Linked DNA regions of Homo sapiens: region 2 is linked to region 1. The links are chromatin loops, found by intact Hi-C in ENCODE. Cell type or tissue: HepG2. All regions are shown on one strand. Links, peaks and the distances in the headings refer to the core of each region. The heading gives the core; the rest is flanking DNA.

What was found. A loop is a pair of places that touch in the nucleus more often than their neighbours do. Peaks named below come from ENCODE experiments on the same cell type or tissue, not always from the same donor. Only the 100,000 strongest peaks of a DNase experiment are listed, where the experiment ranks them.
Region 2: it touches region 1 in a loop (2.0-fold over the local background); 9 of 110 quality-filtered maps call a loop at or near these places.

The regions. Positions count from the first base shown.
Region 1 is chr18:31,100,527-31,103,432 of GRCh38, reverse strand. It overlaps DSC2 (desmocollin 2), which reads left to right and starts at 1,012. Exons shown (of 16, transcript NM_024422.6): 1 at 1,012-1,530. The coding sequence starts at 1,462. DSCAS (DSC1/DSC2 antisense RNA) reads right to left here and starts at 1,845. Exons shown (of 4, transcript NR_110785.1): 1 at 1,710-1,845; 2 at 239-310. In HepG2, for the core only: a CTCF peak has its summit at 1,515 (motif pointing left); DNase peaks (open chromatin) are centred at 952, 2,022 and 2,422; H3K4me3 peaks cover 2,110 bases.
Region 2 is chr18:31,043,571-31,046,476 of GRCh38, reverse strand. LOC124904345 (a long non-coding RNA gene) reads right to left here. Exons shown (of 2, transcript XR_007066445.1): 2 at 1,251-2,906. Among named protein-coding and RNA genes, the nearest start is that of DSC3, 2.3 kb to the right of the region's middle. In HepG2, for the core only: no CTCF peak of the experiment used is centred there; no DNase peak of the experiment used is centred there; H3K27me3 peaks cover 836 bases.

The DNA.
Region 1 (2,906 bases), core at 91-2,590:
GACACAGAGAATGTAAGGCATGCGCTGTTTGACATTAATTTTTAATTTAAATATACACTCAGTATTGCAGTAATTCTGGCTCGGCATACAATGGTGTTAAGATGGTGAACATTTTCAAGAATCGAAATGGTGTGAGTGTCAGGGTTGGCTTTTCACATAGGATTCTCAGGACATCCCTGAGGAAACTTAAACCAAATAAAAGGGAGCAGACAAGTTTCTCTTTTGTGGTCAGGCTTACCTGGTTTAAGTCAGTAATTGAAAAGAGGTGCAGGAGGATGAGTCAGATGCCTTGTCATTGCTTTCTGAAGAGCTAAAAGAAACAGCATTTATATCTTAATCTTCCAGATTGTGTGCTGCAATAATTCATTTAGTTTAAGTGCACTTCAAATAAAAATGTAAATTATCCCATTCTTATTCATTTCTCACCATGAACTCTGGTTTTGATGGTAGTAAAGAAGGTGAGAACTCTCCACTGGATGTTCAGGAGTCCGGTATAGGAAATAAGTTATAACTCTATTTGTGACCAGGGATGTTCTTGGAGAAAATCAGTAACCACATGTAGCCCACGACTAGGACCTCAATGGATGCATTTCTTATAGTAACTCACCCTCGATTTTATTATTTTGCAGTCGCCTTGATTCCCTAACTTTACGTACGTATGTATGTATATATGTATTTTTGTCTCTAAATTATGGCGATTGTCTTGTATCATTGTCATGCCAGTAAATTCCTAAAAACACAAGACCCCAAAGAATGGTGCCTCAGATGACTATGATGTCTGAACTGCTTGTGGGTGTGTGTAGGAAATTCACTCCAGTAGAGTGTGTAACAGTCTCCCTGGAGTCAACTTTCTGTCAGGTGGGCCTCAGGCAGCTGTGACCTAAAACCCAGCCTCTGCGGCTCAGACCTCGCTCTGTAATTGACCCCAGGGCAGGGACCACGGCCGTCGCCGAGGGCAGCGGGCAGGGCGGAGCCGGGGCCGACCGCGCACTCAGGAGTGAGTCTTTGTGCAGTCAGGGCTTCTGCTGGGCAGGGCCGGCTGTTAATCTCGCCTGGCGGAGCGGACACCGGGGCGTGGTGGGGGAGATGGGCCTTATAGGTGGCGTCCGCTGGTGAGAAACACCTTGCGCAGGTAAAAGGGTGGCGGCGAGAGGGAGTTCCCACCCGTGGCTTTCTTAGAGAAATGAAGTCTTAAGTCTTAAATAGACAACAAGGAGGGGCCGATCGGTGTCTTTTGGACGCGTCTGGAGCCCCTCCCTCCGCCAAAGGAAAAGCCCCTTGGATGAGAGGCAGGCGCTTCAGAGAAGCTAAGAAAAGCACCTCTCCGCGCGCCCCACCTCCTCCGCCTCGCGCTCCTCCTGAGCAGCGGGCCCAGACTGCGCTCCGGCCGCGGCCCTCGCCCCGCGGAGCCCTCCTACCCCGGCCCGACGCTCGGCCCGCGACCTGCCCCGAGCCCTCTCCATGGAGGCAGCCCGCCCCTCCGGCTCCTGGAACGGAGCCCTCTGCCGGCTGCTCCTGCTGACCCTCGCGGTGAGTGTAGCCGCGGCCACCGCTCCGGGGAAGGGGGCGATCGCCTAGGGTGCAGAGGAAAACTAGGGGAACGGGGATAGGTGGGGGTGGCGGGAAAAGCTGGGGTGAAGGGGCCTCTGGGTGGCTAGAAAATGGAGTTGGCGGGGGTGGGGGAGGGCAGATAGGAAGAGGATCGCGACCTGAGAGTTGGGATCCCCAAGGGAAGGGAAGGTGTCTCCGGTAGATGTAATCAGCGCACTCAAGGAGAGGCGGGAGCGGGCCGCTTTCGCCCAGCCAAAATCGTGGCCCCTGGGTACGCGCCGGGGAGCAGGGTGCGCCGGGGCGGGAGTGCGCCGGGGTCGGAGTGCGCCGGGGCGGGAGTGCGCCGGGGCGGGAGTGCGCCGGGGCCGTCCAGCTGGCCTCTGGCACCTTCCCCGGGAACGTGCGGCTCCCTGTGCCTCGGGAACGTGCGGCTCCCTGTGCCTCGGGAACGTGCGGCTCCCTGTGCCTCAGCGCCTGCCCAGGCCACGGAAAGGGGAACCGCTGGGCGGCCGGGACGGAGAGCGAGTGTCCTTGGGTGAAAAAGGGAACTGCTCGCCTTTCTGGGAATTGTTTACTCTGAGAGAAGGGCGGGGGGAAGTGGCGGGTGGGGGAGGGGATCTTGACCCTTTGCTCCTGAGGACTGTCGACCGGCGAGCCCTAGGTGAGCATTTGTACAGTTTCAGTGGTTTCTTAACGTGCGAGGCTTCAGTTCCCTAAATCTTCGGAGGAAGGAAGGGTCTTTCTGATTTCTTGTCCCCAGAGGCGACTCGATTTTTCTGCTCACCACCCGCCCCCCGCGCCACCGCCCCTTGCCCCAGGTTCTTTCTTTCTTTAAAGAGCACTACAGCAATGACCCTACCCCTTCCCAGAGCTGGGAGCCTAAGTGGTTGGCCTTATTTGGGGCGGGACAGCCCCTTTCCCAGGCTTGACCGATGGGATCTCGTTGGGGAGCCTGAAGACGCAAAAAGCCAATGCCGGGAGCAGCGTCTGGGGAATTGGGGATATAAAAAGTCCGATTGGACTTTTCCTGGCTCCCTGGAAGAGGAAAAAAATCGACAGGTGTGGAAAAGTGCTCCTTGTCTTAAGCAGAAGGCGTTGGGCGCCAATCAATCTTGAAGGACAAAGGGAGGAACCCGGAAGGCTAATTCCTTCTGGGAGAAGTGAACTGGGGGCTGAAATATTCGTATAATTTCCCCTTCTCTTCCGCTCTCACTTCGCAGTAGAGTTCCACATTTTACAATCATGAATTGGTAATTGTTACTGTTATTAGAATGTCTTTCTCGAGGAGCTCAATGGACTTCAAACCCTTAACTGAATTCTCAGGGCATATTAATAACATAGAAAGGGCCAAGTAC
Region 2 (2,906 bases), core at 317-2,816, 57 kb after region 1:
CATTCTGGGGAGATATGAATCCTAGGATGAGAAGTGAGGACGTGAGGAGACCCACAGCAGAACAGGGGGAAGGGGAAATGTCCTTGGAGGCCAAGGGTCATTTGGATCTAGAGTTGAGGTCCTCATTGCTGTGTGGAGTAGCATTCTCATTGGATTGAAATTAGCACCAAGTGCTAATTAGGTGCTTGCCATGGGTAAATAGGTGAGAAGGAGGCACATAGGGATTCTGGGACGGCTCTGGTAGTGGGCAGCAATGCGATATTTATAATTGACTTTTGACTTAAACCTTCTGTTATCCTCAAGGCCCCAGCAGTCTTTTGAAATGACCAAAATGTGGTGGCTGTTCTCAATAGTGCTCTGGGAAATCTGCAGAACCTCTAGTCACACTGCGGCTATTTATCCTAAATAATATTCCAAACATGCTTCTGAGTTCATGTCCCATGGCGGAACTCATTTTTGTGCCACAGGTGTAAACAAATCTTTTACTTGTTTTTAATTCAAGCTTTTTTTTTCATAAATTCCTCTGCTCTTTCTCGTAAGTTTGTCTCAAACATTGTACAGTTGTCCTGGCGGTATTTCGTAGGAGTGTTTGAGGAAACCTACAGTTGCCATGTCACCGTCCAGGTAAGCCACTGAGATGAGTAGGTGTGTTAGACTAGCACCTGTTGGTGCTGAGTTGTGCAAGGCAGCCTGGCTCGTGGGCCAGAGGTCAGGTCCCACCTCCTAAGACTAGTTAGCTCTTCCGTAGTCAGAGATTTCTCATAGGTCCAGAGTAAGAGTACTCTTCTTCATTATCTTGTTTGCTTTCTGCTGAAAATGTTGCAATTCACCTGAATTTCTGAAGTTTTGTTCTTTAGTCTAAAGTCAATTCCCATTTTTGATCCTTTGTTATTGCTGCTCTTACCCTTCAAACTAAGAACATAACAAGGGAAAATAATAAATTATTTTCCCATTTTGGCTCATTATCCTTTTAGCAGTGACTTCCAACTGACTTTGCAGTTTGAGGGATAGGGTATTAAGATAAAGACAGTTCAGAAAACTCTTTATGCTTTATGATACCTCATGATGATTTAAAATTAATTTTATAATAGAAAGCATCCAGTTCTAACTATATCTAAACTGAAGCTCATATTTGAAAAAAAATCAACAAACTATTTTAAATCATAATTTATATGGGAAAATATAAGCAAAAAATATAAGCAATTTAATTTATCCTCAAGTCATATTTATGTTGTAAAGATTCTTCTTTATATGATAAAAATGCATTGCTTTTTATTAGGACTTAGATTAATATACTCATGGTGGACAAACAGGAAATTCCAAAATCATTACTAATACTACATTCAGTTATTAATGTTCGTATTGCACCTAGAATTTTGCAATACAAGTTAAAAATATCCATAATATGTTTTCTTCGAGTTTTTCTAAAGCAGATTCCTACAACTTTTATTTTGCGGAAGCTAAAAATGGAAGCTCACAGCAATTGTCATATTAGTCAGTAGGCTTAACAATAAATATCCTCTATTACACAGCACAGTCAAAATAATCAGGGGATAGCAATTTTAGAGTTTTAGTCTTTCAAAGGACAGTCCTAACCAGGCCAGACTCTCATAAATCTGAAGATAGAGTTGAAATCATAGAAAAACTAAGAATAGTTAGAATAAAGACAAACACTTCAAAGTCTTTCATTCCCTAGGTATTAAAGAAAGCCATATTACAGCACAAATGGGTTCATATGTGCAAACTCACCAAAAGTGACAATTTTGTAACAGTAGTTACTAACCCTTTTCACACATTGAATGGATGGTTCTCCATTTCTGTCAGGATGAAATTAAATTCCTCAGCATGGTTTGTCATGAACCATCTTTCTAACCGAATTCCCAGCCATTGCATGTAACCATTCTGAACCAACCCCTTTCTGCTTTCTTACCCTGGGGCACTCTCACAAGGCTCTCCAGAGCTTCTCATGTCCTGTTGATGTTGTGTTATCTTGAAGCATTCTCCTACCCTTTCCCTTTTCTTTGCTGGGCTTATCGCAACATTTTGCTTCTTCAAAGCTTTCTTCAGCTAAGTTAGATCCTCTCCTCTAAAATGCCTTAACACCTCAACCCTTCACTCTAACAGTGAATTCAAAGTGGTGAGGGAGGGAGATTGGTGCTAGCCATCTCCTTTACTCATCTAAGTTCAAGAAAACCATTCTACTTGAGTTTCTGAGGGCTGGGGGGCTGGAAGTGACTTTGAGAAGCTTTCTCTGAGGTCATGCTGGAGGCACGTGGAGGATGGGAGGTGAAAACCCTGGAGTGGAGAGAAGTTTGGAGAACTTTCTCTGAGACTGGAAGAGCTCTTACATACAGAGACCTCCACTGACGGGTGCCTGGGAGATTCACACTGGGAAGCTCAACTTAGAGTGTCTGAGCCCTTAAAGCTGAGCCTCATGAGTTTCAGGGAAGCCCCAGACTTCAGGGAATACATGGCTTAGACGACGAGGAGTCTATTAGACTTGAGCCAGAGTGAGATGAATGAAGGTCATAACACCCTTTCATGATTAATTGGCTGTCTGAAATTCCCGACCTTGCAACTTTTGAATGGACTTCGAGGAGTAGCATCTCATGTCTGAGAGGGATTTCCTCCTGAATCCAGTAGATGGGAACTCGGGGAACTTAAAATTCAGTTTAGGGAGAAATAAGAGGATGTCCCCCTGGTGTTACAAACGACATCTCTATTAAAAAGTGTAGCCTACTGGGCTAGGAATGATTGTCTTTCGTCCCTTTCTGACTTTGAATTATTTCCGACAGGAACTAGATTTTCTGCATTTCCTTTCTTCCATGCCCTCACACAAAGCTTGGCCGACTTCGGGCCCTGATAAATAGTCGTTGCATGATGTAGAATCTGTAAGCCTCGTTTTA